2 separate regions of the Homo sapiens genome follow, and region 1 is linked to region 2. A link is a loop called in an ENCODE intact Hi-C map of the cell type or tissue named here. Cell type or tissue: PC-9. All regions are shown on one strand. Each heading gives the region's core, and the rest is flanking DNA. Links, peaks and the distances in the headings are about the cores only. Region 1 overlaps STOM (stomatin). Region 2 has its middle 32 kb from the start of RAB14.

What was found. A loop is a pair of places that touch in the nucleus more often than their neighbours do. Peaks named below come from ENCODE experiments on the same cell type or tissue, not always from the same donor. Only the 100,000 strongest peaks of a DNase experiment are listed, where the experiment ranks them.
Region 1: it touches region 2 in a loop (12-fold over the local background); 1 of 110 quality-filtered maps calls a loop at or near these places.

Annotation. Positions count from the first base shown.
Region 1 is chr9:121,347,610-121,355,554 of GRCh38, forward strand. It overlaps STOM (stomatin), which reads right to left. Exons shown (of 7, transcript NM_004099.6): 3 at 6,992-7,064; 4 at 5,611-5,693; 5 at 1,511-1,714; 6 at 406-540. Among named protein-coding and RNA genes, the nearest start is that of STOM, 19 kb to the right of the region's middle. RefSeq lists an enhancer at 6,394-6,613. In PC-9, for the core only: no CTCF peak of the experiment used is centred there; a DNase peak (open chromatin) is centred at 3,822; H3K27ac peaks cover 365 bases.
Region 2 is chr9:121,230,261-121,238,205 of GRCh38, forward strand. It overlaps a transcript of GSN not described here. Among named protein-coding and RNA genes, the nearest start is that of RAB14, 32 kb to the left of the region's middle. In PC-9, for the core only: no CTCF peak of the experiment used is centred there; a DNase peak (open chromatin) is centred at 4,321; H3K27ac peaks cover 3,555 bases.

The DNA of each region.
Region 1 (7,945 bases), core at 1,770-5,769, 120 kb after region 2:
GTTGGAACTGTTAATTTGACCTTAATATGGAATCGGGAGAATAAGTATGGTACACACAGTCATAAAAGAATGAGGTAACTCTACATGTACTGATACGTCCATAGATATTAATATTAAATGAAAAAAGCAGAGCGCAGAACAACATGTGCAGTATAACCCTACTTTTGTAAAACAAACAAGCCAGTAATCCAAAAACCTGGTCAAATAAAATCCAAATACACTCAACTGTTAGGAGTGGTGACCTCTGGGGGAATATGATTTGAAGTTACGGGGAGGGTTTTCACTTCTAACTTTACCACTTCAAGATTATTTCAAGTTTTTACAGCAAGCATGTTTTACGTTTTTTTATAATTATTAATAAAAGAGAAAACTCAGTAAGAAAAACAAGTTTAAAAAAAAAGTTACCTTGGCGCGGGCCTCGCGGGACGCTTCTGCTTCTGCAGCCATAGCTCTCTGGAGCTGCACAGGTAGTTTCACATCCTTAATTTCCACACGCTCCACCTTTATTCCCCAGGCATCAGTGGCATCATCCAGAGTAGACTGTTAGGAAGAGAGAAGGCAAGCTAAATCTCCTCAGCCCAGCCCAGATGCTGACAGAGGCTGTATTCATTGGGATTTGGAGGAGATAAGGTGCTGGGGAGAGTTGTGGAGAGACAGTTACCCCACGGTGGAACGAATGGTGACGCAGGGGCTGGCTCACTGATCCTGATTCTGTTGCTAACAAGCTAATGCAGGGGTTAGCAGCTTCTTCTAAAAGGGCCATATAGTGATTGTTTATTTGTAGTCTCTGTCTCAACTATTTAACCCAGCTGTTGTAGTCAAAAGCAGCCATGGATAATATATAAATAAATGGCTGTGGCTATACTCCAGTCAAACTTTACTTACAAAAACTACAGCCTGTAGGCTACAGTTTGCCAACTCCTGAGCTAATGTGACTCTGTGTAAGTCATATTACTCCTTTGTGCTTCAACTTCCTCCCTTTAGAATGTCAGGAATGAAACCACACATCTATTTCATAGGTTGTTGTGCATATCAAATACAATCATAGATTTTACCCACGATGAAGTCTATACAAATAATAAGAATCCAGAGTTATAGCACTTTATCTTTTTTGAATAAGCTATGCTTAACTGAATATCTGTTACTCAAGAAAGACTGGAAAGCACAACAGTTATAATTCATGGGACTCACACACAGAATAAAGCTTTAGGAATACCTACACTATCTTGCAGAATAGCCTCTGTTCTAAACAAAAAGGTTATTACTGATTCTGGAAAAAAATACACACTGAAGAAAATTTTAAAAAAATGTACGCATGAGTGTTATGAACTCATGAACTGCTAATGTGAAAAATGTCCCCTCCTGCCAAATTTGAAAAATTTTACTATGAAGAAAAAAAAACGGTCACAGACCCCCACAACTTGAATTAATAAAAGGTTCTCAAACAACCATTGACTCTTTGCTTCATTTTTCAGCTTCTGGGGGGTAACAGCATTGACGTACTCCCCACCTGCATGTTGTGTGCAATTTCTTCTCTGTCAGAGAGGATCTGAGAAAGATTCTTGGTGCCCAGAACATTCCTCAGAGTAGTTTGTGCCAAAAGACGGGTTGCTGAGTCAGCGTTGGTGATATTTGCCACAGCCAGGGTTGCATTCTGAACGCGGTAATAGACCACACCATCCACGCTAATTGTCACTGAATCCTTTGTGAGGATCTACAAGATGAAGGAAGCAATTTTACATCTGTCAACGACTTTTTTTTAACATAACTGTAAGGAATGTTATTCTACAGAATATCTTATAACACTAGCTGATTTTCTTTAGTAAGGCATCAGAAAGTTAATTATATCTTTTAAAATTTAATAAAATAAATTATTCAAGTCCATTAATTCATTCAATCATACAAATAATATTGAGATATCACTCAACAGCAGGCACTGTACTAGGTACCAGGGATTAAGGTAGGAAAAAAACTTGGTTCCTCCTTTGAAGGAGGTTAGGGAATCAAAGGAAACTCTTAGGGGCAGCTGTGGGTGGCAGGGGTGATACCTGAATTGAATCTTGAAGAAAGGAATACAATTTTTCTGAGGGTGTTGGGTGGAGTGGAAGAATATTCAAGAGAGAGGCACTAGAGAGTCAAGGTTTGATAAACTACAAGTTCCACAATATTACTGGAACAAAAAGTGCATGGGGAATGTTTTTAAAGGGCAAGGTCAGCATCAAAACATATTTTACAGCATGCTACATAAAAATGCTAAACATGACATATTTTTGTTTTAAGCTAAGAAGTTATCTGAGTGAGAGGCTCCAGGAAAATAGTTACATCCATCACTTAAAACTCACTGGGACTCAGTTTTCTCATTTGTAAAGTAGAGATTAATTATAGTACCTACTTTGCATTCTTGCTAGAATTAATGCGTTAAATACATTCAAGTGCTCAGAAAAGTTCCTGGCACGTAAGAGCTGTCTTATTATTTCATCTTGGATAATGGTGGTAACTTTACTGAATAAAACACTGACTTGATTAACTGTAATAAGTTAATTTAGATAATAATAAACAAGCCAGCTGGGCATGATGGCATACACCTGTAGTTTCAGCCACTCAGGAGGCTGAGGCAGGAAGATTGCTCCAGCCTGGGAATTCCAGCCTCTCTCACTAACAACATCAGGCTGGCACCTTTCTACTGATCATTTAAATGTCCTTCTCTCTGTGAAACTTTCTTGGCTTACTTGGCAGAGTTAAGCACTCTTCCCTTGCACATCCACTGCACCTTACTGTAGTGACATTATTTATTCACATTTCTACTTCTCTCTTAGACTATGAATTTCTTCAGGGCAATTCTTTGTAACTCTAACACTGGCAGAGTGCTTGAAACATAGCGGGTAGTCAATAAATGAGAGAGGAGCTGAACTGAAATGTGGTCCTGAGAACAGTGACCGATGAGGAACACAGCAGTGAGAGTTAGGAGACCTGAACTGAGTCCCATCTCTGCCTTCAGGTCCCTGGATGGCCTCTAGCAAGGTTTTTAACCCATTTGACCAACAGATTCCTCATTTGTGAGATGGCGCTAATAATACTGCCTAATTCTATCCAAATTTCTGTGAAGATCAAATAAGAACATACTTGTGAATGAAGCCCTTTTGAAAGAGTAAACAGCTATGAAAATGGAAGGTAATAATAACAATGTTGTAACATGGCTGTTTAGCCCTGCCAGACATCAAAGCAGTGATCCTTTTTTAGTAATCTCAAAATACTTCTAACATGGAAGAGAAGTGGAGGATTTATAAATAAATGTACAGTGTATTACCATCTTGTATGAAAACTAATTATTTCCCATGACATGATGGGAAAATGTGTGTCATTCCCAAATTCTTGCCACTTTGACTTTGCCACAGCTTCTTTCTAAAGCTACAGCTTCTCTGCCTACTGTTTATCATCGGCAAGGGTTTATCTCCCTTCACAGAAACTTCACAGGGGATCAGAAAAAGGATTGCTGCCAAGTTCCAATCTGCTTTGCATTCAGCAGCTTGCAGAATAGGAGAGGGCCACTGGAAAGCAGAAGCTTAAACAGCAACTCTGCCAGATGTCTGTAATGTTTATAGTGGAAAATGCCAGAATGTCCAGCTACCCTGAAGGGCTCCTTCTGAGACTCAATCTTCCTTAGACGATGGGAAAACACACAGAGAATACAGTGATACTCTCAGTCTTGTTCTTATGAGTAAAATGTGGGCAAAATGATTCCTGGCATCACTAACTTTGGGTGGATTATAAAGTCTGACCCCACCCACTTCTTGGATCAGTACCAACAAGGAAGTTCCTAAGCTGGTTTCTGGTATTTGTGACATGAGAAGGCAACATGGCCAGGCTCCATCACCATGCTGAGTATCTGGCCTTTGGCCAGGAAACACTGACAGCATTCTTCTGTCCTTCCCCCTTCATGATGTTTTCAGGTTTTCTGTATGCAACGGTTATTAAGTCTCCTAAGGACATGGTTCCCAGGATGGCCATCACTTTTTCGGGGGCTATGAGGGAGCTCATGTACAATGCATTTAGCATGGAGCTGTGGAAAAAACAGCACTATACAAAGAATCCGAAGAGCTCAATTTTAGTCTTGGCTCTGCCACTGTAATCTGGAGGAATTCCTTTGTTTCACTGCAACTATATACTTTCTAGGGATTCTGCCATGAGTTTCATCTATGATAATACTTGTGAAGTAGTTTGAAAAGGCACAAAATAATCACTAGTATAAAATATTATGTTTTATCTAAAATGCCCAACAAGCAGTTTCTAATTCTTTGGTTTCTAACCAATTTATCTAGAATAAAACCTTAAGAAAAAAAATAATGAACTAATAGGGTTTTCTATCAGAAACCCATAGAAGAGAAATGTGGTAGTAAAAATGTTGATAGTAATAACAATGATGATATTATTATACTTACATTAGCATTACACTATGTTTTGTAATAATCATTCCTCGGTATCTGTGGGAGATTGATTCTAGGACCCTCAGAGGATACCAAAATCCAAGGATGCTCAAGTCTCTTATATACAGTGGCACAATATTTGCATATAACTTATGCACATCCTCCTTTATACATTAAATCCTTTCTGAAGTACTTATAATACTTAACACAATGTAAATACTACATAAATAGTTGCTATACTACACCGTTTTTAAAAATTTGTATTATTGTATCATTGTCAATTGCTTTTTTCCCTAAATATTTTTGATCCATGGAGCCAACCGTATAATCTATGTACATTTTCCTGTACACTTTAAATCATCTCTAGATTACTTCTATTATCCAATACAATACCTACACATCACTTTATTCATGTGGATTCAATGCCATGCTTGATGCATGGCAAATTCAAGTTTTGCTTTTTGGAACTTTGTGGAGTTTTTTCCTAATATTTTCAGTCTGCGGTTGGCTGAATCCCTGTATGCAAAACCCATGCATGCAAAGGGCCAACTGTAATAGTAACAGTAAGAACTTATATAGCACTTACTATTTGTCAGCCATTGCTCTAAGCACTTGGCACATATATCTCACTTCTCAGAACCACCTTATACAGTAGTTCTTACTATTACAAATGTCTATTTTCTGGATGAGGAAACTGAGGCACAGAAAAGTTAAAGAACTTGCTTAAGGTCACTGAGCTAGAAATGCTGAAGGCAGTCAAGGTCTAAAGCCTGTGCTCTGGCAGGGAACGGTGGCTCATGCCTGTAATCCCAGCACTTTAGGAGGCCAGAACGGATCACCTGAGGTCAGGAGTTCGAGACCAGCCTGGCCAACATGGCAAAATCCCGTGTCTACTAAAAATACAAAAAAATTAGCCGGGCGTGGTGGCGCACATCTATAGTCTCAGCTACTCGGGAGGCTGAGGCACGAGAATCACTTGAACCCAGGCGGCGGAGGTTGCAGTGAGCTGAGATCACACTACTGCACTTCAGCCTGGGTGACAGAGCAAGATTCCAATTAAAACAAACAAACAAACAAACAAAAATTTAAAATAAATAAATAAATAAAGCCTACACTCTAACTATTCTGTCCCTCATTGTAAAGCACTTTCACATATGATACCTCAGTTATTCAAAGAAAACCTTACCTCCTGAGGAGGAATATCAAATGAAATAGTTCTCATGTCCACTTTGATGAAGCTGTCAGTGCATGGCAGAATAAAAAACAAACCTGCAACAAAGATACACACATTATACAGACACCAGCAACCTAATCAGTTCACTTCTCCATTCAGTTTTAAGAAAATCAACCTAGTGAACTGAAAAGTCACCAGTTCATCTTCGTGAATGAGCCAGAAGCCAGGAATGATAACTTTGATTCCTCTTGCTTACTTCCCACATTTGACTGTCTCCACTAAGGTCTGTGGAGTTCATTTCCTTAATCTACTGTTGCTATCACTCTTCTCCCCACCGCCCCACTGGGACCAATGCAATCGTTTCCCAGGCCATCTTTCTATTTTTTGTAGTTTCTCTCCTATAATCTATTTCCTAAGCTGCAAGCCGAGCAATCCCCCCTAAAATACAAACCCTCCCCCACGCATGGTCCTGCATAACCCGCCTTTGTTCCCCTCTTCAGCCACTTCCTCTCTCTTCACACCCTGCACTCTTGCTGGACTGATCTACTTGCAGTTTCTTGAATCTGCAATACTCTCCTCTTTGTTGCTTTGTGTATGTTGCTATTTCCGCCGCAAACACCTCCTGTTGGTTAACACCTTTTCAGACCTCAAGACTCAGTCAAGATGTAACTTCCAGAAAGCCTTGACTCAGCCTACGACTAGTTCAGATCAGTAACACTTCTCTGGTTTTCTCTTTTCTCACAGCTCTCTGTGAGTACTTGATCATAATACTTATCACATAGGATTGTAGCTATCTGTTTCCTTGTTGGTTCCTACCACTAGATAGGAAGATCCTTGAGGGTAGGGACTGTGTTTTAGTCTCCCTTGAATTCCCAGAACCTGGAACACAGTAGGAGCTTAATTGAAGTTTGCCAAATGAATGACTGAAAGTCTTTCTTTGGTAGAGATTCTCATGCTCAAACTTGTATAGCTGTACTGTTCTTGGCCTAGGTGGTAATCTTATCAGCTCAAATGGGAAGGGGAGGGGAAGGGTAGGAAGGAAAGGGTAACAAAAGATTGGCTAGAACCACTGCTATTGTTATACAACTCCTGCTACATGAACTCTTATCTAAGACAGAGTAGAAGAGGCCCTCATAAGGGAAATCACGTCAATAAAAAAATTTTAGACTGGGCACGGTGGCTCACGTCTGTAATCCTAGTGCTTTGGGAAGCTGGGGTGGGATGATTGCTTGAGGTCAGGAGTTCAAGGCTGCAGTGAGACATGAGCATGCCACTGTACTCCAGCCTGGGCGACGGAATGAAACCCTGTCTTTAAAAAAACAACTACCTAAAAATAAAAAAAATAAAAAGAACTTTAGTTTTCAGATAAACAATCTAGAATCCCAGTACTGACCAGGTCCTTTGGCTCCTCCTTGTAAAATGCGACCCAATCTAAAGATGATGGCTCTTTCATACTCTTTTATAATCTAGAATAAAAACATGAATAATAATTTAACATGAAGAGTACAAATATATACATGCATGGCTTCTTAAATATATATTTCTGCTCTAAACAGATTAGATGCCTCATCTTTTTTCTTTAGAACCAGATCATATCTATAAATCACATGTCCAATGTTTACCTTCTCAAAGCTTATTTATTATTTTCTTACTGATTACAAAAGCAATAGATATTCACTGTATAAATTTAGGAAGGACAGAATAGTATACAGAAACAAATCCATAACCTCACTCCTCAGCTGTTAACATTGTTATTCAGTTACTCATGCAGGCCAGGCACGGTGGCTCACGCCTGTAATTTCAGCATTTTGGAAGGCCGAGGTGGGCAGATCACGGAGGTTAGGAGTTCAAGACCAGCCTGGCCAACATGGTGAAACCCTGTTTCTACTAAAAATACAAAAATTATCCGGGTATGGTGGTGGGTGCCTATAATCCAAGCTACAAGGGAGGATGAGACAGGAGAATCACTTGAACCGAGATCGCACCACTGCACTCCAGCCTGGGCCACAAGGTGACTCCGTCTCAAAAAAAAAAAAAAAAAAATAATAATAATAATAATAATCCCAGCTACACGGGAGGCTGAGGCAGAAGAATCGCTTGAACCTGGGAGGCGGAGGTTGCAGTGAGCCGAGATCGCGCCACTGCACTCCAGCCTGGGCGACAGAGCAAGGCTCTGGCTCAAAAAAAAAAAAAAAAATTACTCATGCATTGTTAATTCAGAAACACAAAAAGCTGAAGTCTTCACAGTTTTTCTTCTGATTCCCTTAAGAATAAATTGATCTGAAAATGCTTGGAGCATATTTTATCTTCTTAGAAATATGTAAATAATAGTCATATATCAAAGTAT
Region 2 (7,945 bases), core at 2,453-6,452:
AAAACGGCTTGCTTTCTCACAATGTTTGGGAGATCCTGCTCAAGCTCAGGACGTTCAATTCCAAATTTTTAGGAAAGTAGCTAAACTGGAAGGCCAGACAATCCTATAGTGCAGAAAGGACCTCATGAAGAGATGTAGCTAAATCGTTAGCTGTCTGCGCACAGAGCTTGCCTAATAAGATGGAGACATCTGGATGGTATCTTTGAACTTACACAATTAGTAACACATTTCAAAGATATTTTATTTATTGAGGAAGTTGCAATGTGGGGGATAAGAGCCTGGGTTTTGGAGTAAGGAAGAACCAAGGTCTCCTTTAAGACTCAAGCAGATTCAGCCCTTGTGTGTCTCTGGGTAAGTTACTTCACCTTGTTGAATCCCAGACTTTTTCCATCGGTAAAATGGGGTAATCATACCCACCTCATAGTTAAATGGGTTCATTCATAGAAAGTGCCTAGTGTAATGTCTGGCACATGCTGATGCTCAATAGACAAAAGCTACCTTTACCATCAGTGCCGTTGCTATTATTATTATTAAAATCTGAGAAAATCCTGTTATTCAGTGGGTTAATGTGATAGAAAAAACAATAGATTTAGATTCTTAAAGACCCTCGCCCACCCTCTGTGACCTAGGATAAGTCCTACTCCCACTCTCGTGAACTTCATTTTATTCACACGTAAATCAGGGTTCATAATCTCTTCACTGCAAACTTCACAGCATCACTCAATGGATTTCATGAGCACCTACTACGTGCAGGGTAATCACATTCCTAACGCTAAAACCAAAGGGTAAGCATCGCTATACTCCTCCTTTAGTACATGATCAATTGGCAGTCCAGGGCCAACGAGAAGCAAAGCTGGGATTCCATCAGGCACTCTCTGACCTCCATGTTTGTCCTTTTCCATAGGTCACACTGTTTAGAAGGAGAAAGAAGAGCTCGCTGTGAAAAACGCTCCACAATGCTGCAGAGCCTTGTGAAGGTGGAAGAGTACTCTCATCAGCAAACGGCATTCCTTCCATGGAAAATGTCATTGGGAGGAAAGCAGGTGACTTTGGATTTCTTTTTCTTCTTTTCTATCCTTGTAAAGGATTTCCTTCTTCTCTATCTTTGATAACTCGTGAAAGCCTTAGGTTAATATTATCTACCAAGGACTCTACACTTCAAATAAGAACTGGGTGAAGGTAGCGGAGACCGAGCCAGCCCAGAACCAACTGCCTCAACTGAAGAAACTGACCAGAAAAGCCCTTTGAAGCTGTAATTAACTTCAGACATGATTTTGAAGAAGAAGAAGAAAAAACAAAAAACAAAATAACAGTAATGTCAGTGGGTATCAGAACTCCAGCCAATTCAACTGAGAGCTGGGAAGAGGGAAGAGAAAGTGCTGCAAATTTTCAACAGAGTGACCACAGAGTCCTACAGTATGAGCTCTCGTGGTGATGTAGCAGGCAGGCTTCTATTGTTTTAAAGATGGGGAATCATGAAAAAGAGAGAGAGAAGGGAAAGATGGGAAAAAATTTTAATCTTAAAAATATAAAAGCAGGCCAGGTGCAGTAGCTCACACCTGTAATCCCAGCACTTTGGGGTGCCAAAGCGGTCTCAGGAGTTTGAGACCAGCCTGGCCTACATGGTGAAACCCCGTGTCTACTAAAAATATAAAAATTAGCCAGTCATGGTGGCGGGTGCCTGTAAATCCAGCTACTTGGGAATCTGAGGCAGGAGAATTGCCTGAACCCAGGAGGCGGAGGTTGAAGTGAACTGAGATTATGCCACTGCACTCCAGCCTGGGTGACAGAGCGAGACTCTGTCTCAAATATATATATGTATATAAAAGCATTTGCAGCTATTCCAGATTAATATGGGAGGAAGTGATGGGAGAGACCAGAAGATTTGATAATCCCAAACCTAACTTGTTATAATGTGGTACAATGTAGACTGGTTTTCCTTGAGGTCAGGGACTGGACCTGCTTCATGACTGTCCAGTGCTGAGCACAGGGTGTGGCATCTGGTGGGATCTTAGGAAACATTTATGTAATGAGGAAATCTAGGAAATGTGATTGAAAATCTTCTTGACACCTTAGGGCCCTCACTATGATTGCAAAAATTATTAGTCTGTATAGATTAAAGCCAGGCTTCTGATTTATCTGGTGGGGCTGGTTAGTCAGTTATCCCTTTTTCACAGCCTCAGGCACTCTTGGCAGAGTTACATAAGTAAAAAGCCATGTGTGTATGCATGATAGGGATGAACGTATCAGTTAAGGGGCAGACTCCAATTTTGCAACCTTTTTAAAAAATATATTTTATTGTGATTAGAACACGTAACATGAGGACTACCCATTTAACAAATTTTCAAGTGTACGATATGGTATCATCGACTATAGATGTAATATTGTACAGCAGATCTATGGAGCTTATTCAATCTTGCTATCCTGAGCCAAGAAAATAAAAAGTATTTGTGTTTGTGAAATTGATTGGAAGAACTCTGCCAAAGGAAAGGCAACAGTTAGGTCTCAGGCAGGCCGGAAACCAAAACTCCATGGATCATAGAAGTAGAGACTCATGGGTACTTCCTTTCAAGAACCTCCGCTTTCCTTGATGTTTGCTTTGTGGCTGAGGAGACAAAGTGGCTCGATGGCACTCTCAGCTTACAATTCAGAGGAACCATTGTTGAGTCCCCTGATAGAAGTTTTCATCCCTTGGGCTTTGTGGTGGATTAAAGACGGCTACAAATTCCCTATCACTTCTCTGTTGAGAGGTGAAATGTGTTTCCTCAGCCCTTGAATACTGGGTTGGCCTGAGACTGCTTAACCAACAATATGTGGTAGAAGTGATGCTCTCTGTCAGCTCTGAGGTAGGCCTTTAATAAGACTAACAACCTCCTCTTCCTCCCTCTTGGAGCCCAGAGCTGCCACATAAGAAGTCCAGGCAAGCCAGGCGCGGTGGCTCATGCCTGTAATCCCAATACTTAGGGAGACTGAGGCAGGTGGATCACAAGGTCAGGAGTTCAAGACCAGCCTGATTAACATGGTGAAACCCCGTCTCTACTAAAAATACAAAAAATTAGTCGGGCGTGGTAGCATGCACCTGTAATCCCAGCTATTCAGGAGGCTGAGGCAGGAGAATCTCTTGAACCCAGGAGGTGGAGGTTGCAGTGAGCTGAGATCACGCCACTGCACTCTAGCCTGGGTGACAGAGCGAGACTCCATCTAAATAAATAAATAAATAAATAAATATCCAGGCTATTCTGCCAGGCACACAGAATAAGACCACTGAGGCACAGGAGGTCAAATAAAGATGCCATCTTTGATGTCCAGTCCAGTTAAACCTTCAGATGGTTCCAACCCCACCTAGCAACTGGCTGCAACCTCGTAAGAGACTCCAAGCAAGAACCACTGAGCTGAGCCCAGCCAACTCATAGAACCATGAGAGATAACAATATTTTACTATTTAAAGCCACAAAGTTTTGGAGTGGTTTGTTGTACAGCAACAGATAGCCAAAAGAGACCCTAAAACCTATAGCTAGCAAGGCCTAGAGTCTCAGGACAGGAAGTCTAACATTTGGAGAGCAGATGTTAGGTGTCACCTTGAGCAATTCCACCCCTTCGTTCCTGAAGCAATTGTTTCGATTGGAATTCAGTTTGCCTTCACTGAGCAACAGAAAACCCCAGACAATAATGCCTTGAACAAATCGAAAGTTTCTTTCTCTCACAAAAGTCTGGGTAAGTGATCCAGACTGGAATAGTGCTCTAAGATGTCAGGGACCCTGGTTCTTTATGCTTTTTTTATGCAATGCATGACCTAAGCCTCGTGGGTCAAGATGACACTTCAGGCAATAGGACAGAGGAAGGGATGCAAACACAAAGGGTGCTTTCTCCTGTAGAAGGTTATTTAAAGCCACCACATGTGGCTTCTTCTTGTATTCCATTGGTTAATATGTATCTCACGGCCGTGCCTAGCTGCAAGGGAGACTGGAAAATGGTATCTTGATTTTGGGTGGCCATGCACCCAGCTCTAAATTCTACTACTTCTAGTAAGAAAGGCTATTGGGAGACACTTTGCAGTGCCTGCCTCACTGCTACATCTTGAAAAGTAATAGAGAGACACAGGAAATGGCATCACATATGGGATGCTGACTCACAGCACCGATCCCTTCCGGAGGGGAGCAAGCAGTTATCTCCCCATGGGCACTGTGAGCCTCCACAAGGCCATTCTACTGTGCTATAGGAGCCAGCTGCTCCTGGGTCATGGGTGGGGTCTGTTAGGTGAAGAGTGAATCCCACAGGCCTTAAGTCACTGCCACTTTTGCCATGAAGTGAATTCCTTGATAAGAGGGAGCATCGTGTGACATACGATGACTAGGTAAAAGCTTCTATAAGCCCTCAGGCTGTGGTGCTGGTGGAGGCACGAAGGGCAGGGAAAGCAAATCCAGATAAAAAATAAATGTAGGGTTGGGCATGGTGCCTCATACCTGTAATCCGAGCACTTTGGGAGGCCAAGGCTGGAAGATCGCTTAAGCCCAGGAGTTAAAGTCTGCAGTGAGCTATGATTGCATCACCATACACTAGACTGAGCAACAGTGTGAGACCCCGTCTCTAAACAAATAAATTAAATAGTTAAATAAATAAATGTAGGACATTGCCATGAGAACAATTTGGCTGTTCCAGATGGAGTTAGTTCCCAGCTGAGAAACAGGGAGGTGTGGGGCAGAAGGAAGAGTGTTAGCTTCCTTCCTTCTCCATGAGAGGGAGGCGCAGAGGAAAGGCTGCAGACCAAGATGGTTAGTGGGTAGGAATTCTCCAAGTTCTCTCGCAAGCCCCAGATATCACCATCCTTTCCTAAAGGAAACCTGGCAAAGTCATGCCGTTGGCTGTCACTGAAATTCAGCAACTCCCCGAATCCGAGTTTGGCTTTAGCAATCTCGCACCCATGGCCCCAGTGAACAGTTTCCATCTGGCCAGAGAAAAGTCGTGAGTTTCACTTTGTGCCTTGTGGCAAACATCTCAAGACGTGAGCTTGTCCTTATCCTAAATCAAGATACCTGATGCTTTCAGAAGCAGCCACCCTACTGGTTTCCACATCTTTCATCTCCCTTTTAGGTGGCTGAGAATTTTAGCTTCAGCTTGTCCAAAGTCCCAGATTACCCAAAGAGATTATGTGCTTAGCCACTGTCTTCCAAGGGCTGGTCGTTCCTATTCTGGAAGACAATTAGGATTCTCAGTGCCTCTCTCCCTGTCCAGCTCAAGAATCATGGATCACTTGGAGGAAAAGCTAAGCTCCTGTAATAAAAAGGCAAACTAGAGTAGCCTATTTCCCCTTGAGGTGAGTGGCCCAGAGCAGAAGGGCAGCTTTGGTTCTTTGTCGCTCATTCTTCCCCAGGGCAGTGTTCTCTTCTGCATCGGTGCAGCTGGGTTCTGGCTGGTGGGAAAGAAGACAGTGGAGAAAGCTTGCTGGTTATCTTAGAACCCAGGCCCGGAAATGACACGTGACTCCCACTTCATTCCCCTGGTGAGAATTCAGGCACCTGGCCACCCTAAACACAAGCAAGGCTGGCAAAGACAGTCTAGGGGGACAGCCATGTGCCTGGCTCCTATTATACTTAGGCAAAAAAGTAGAATGGAAAGCCTTTTGGTGAACACCTAGCAGTCTCGGCCACATATTCCAAATAGCTCTTATTTCCTTGAGGGTCTGAATGAGTTTTCTAGGACTGCCATAACAAAGTATCATGAACTGGGTGGCTTAAAACAACAGAAATGTATTGTCTCACACTCTGGATGCCTGAAATCTGAAATCAAGGTGTCCACAGGACCACATTCCCTCTGAAGAGGCAATGGAAGGAGCTGTTCTCCAGACCGCACTCCTAGCACCTGGCAGCCACAGGTGTTTCTTGGTTTGTGGCTGCCTCACTCTAATTCTCTCTTTTTTTTCTTTTTCCATTATTTAACATGTTGTTGTTATTGTTGTTTGTTTGTTTGTTTTTTCCCCAAGACAGAGTCTTGCTGTGTTGCCTAGGCTGGAGTGCAGTGGTGCGATCTCGGCTTACTGCAGCCTCCACCTTCTGGGTTCAAGCAATTCTCCTGCCTCAGCCTCCCAAGTAGCTGGGACTACTGATACACGCTACCACGGCCGGCAAATTTTTGTATTTTTAATAGAGACAGGGTTTCACCACGTTGGCTGGTCTCGAACTCCTGACCTCGTGATCTGCCCGCCTCAGCCTCCCAAAGTGCCTGGATTACAGGCATGAGCCACCATGCCCGGCCAACATGTATTTTCATTTATATCCAAATATCACATTTTCTACATTAAAATTATACTGACTTCCCCCGTACCCTACACCCTAAGAGAAAAAAAGAAAAGAAATTTACACAATTTGAAAGGTAGAATGCATGGAGTAGGGAAGTTGCTATTGCACCTGAGTAACAAAGAACAGAGAGACCAAACAGTCAATAAGGCACAACTGCATAGAAGACAGCTCAGGGCTTGCATCAGGAAGGAGCAGGAATAAAACTCCAAAACTTCTAAGTGCCACCACCTGTGCCACAACATTACCCTGAAAAGGCAGAGGTAGGTCCGAAAGCAGAACCAAATCAGGGATTTTCCAAAGGCTGCTTCCTAACAGAGATTAAAATATCCACAAACATGAGAGCCTTTGCTTCTCACCTTGCCTTCAGCATCTGGTAAACACTTTAGAAACTTAAACCACTGTTCACATGTCAGAATGTAGAATGGCTATAGGTTTTTCTTTCTTCTTTTGTTGTACCCCAAGCAACCACTCTATTAATGATTTTAGTCATGTGATTCTTCTGCATGGAAACTCAGTAAAGGTCACCAAAGACAAGGCTTTTCACTGCTATCAGATAAATATCAGCTGTGCAAAAGTTGCAGGATTTTGTGTGTTGCTCAGAGAGGGAGAGCTGTAAGACACAGGAATCTCAATGCATATGTAATAAACAGGAAAAGGAAATTTCTTTTGCTCATCTATTTATTGTATAAGAAAGAGCAAGTAGGCAGTCAAAATCATCTGCTAGGCTAGGGGTGATGTCTCATGCCTGTAATCACAACACTTTGGGAGGCCGAGGAGGGAGGATCACTTGAGCCCAGGGGTTCAAGACCAGCTTAGGCAACATAGTGAGACCCTGTCTCTACAAAAAGAATTAAAAAATTAACTGCATGTGAGTAGCACATGCCTGTAGTCCCAGCTACTTGGGAGACTGAAGTAGGAGGATTGCTTGAGCCTGGGAGCAGCTGTGCTCACACCACGGTACTCCAGCCTGAGCGACAGAGCAAGACTCTGCCTCAAAAACAAACAAACAAACAAAACCAACCAACCAAGCAACCAAAGAAACTATTTGCTTAGAGCAGCAGCACAGAACCACAGGCACATCAACAACCCAAAAGAAAATGCTCAAGAAAGAGCATCTTGGCTCTTTTGAAAGGAGTCATCTTTTAGACCTGATCTTGCCCCTTTAATTTAGAGACCAAAGCATTATAACTCAGAGGCTGATACTCTTGAGGAGGTTGAGAGGTAAAGTCCAAGAGACCCAGATAATGAGGACATTATTAGGTAACTAACTATATCACTGTGTACAATGCAAACATCAATAAGAAAACGTCACCTGCATCCCTGCAGCTACTTTTAGCAAAGCACTGAAGACCCAGGTTTTCTGAATAGGGAATAGTTTGAAGTCTGTTAGCAGTTTAAAGCATTCAACACTGGAACAATATGTTACGTATTCTTTGTTTTTAATTATAGGTTAACACGGTAAACTCCAACACAAAGATGAGGCTAGGGGAGTGCTAAAGGAATAAAGAAAACAGAACCAGCATTTCACAAGTATATTAAGCAGTGATGAAACAGCAGCCAGTGCTTTGCAGAGTCTCAAGGGTAAAATTTACTTTGCTGCTGTGATGGTTAATACTTAGTGTCAACTTGATTGGATCGAAGGATGCAAA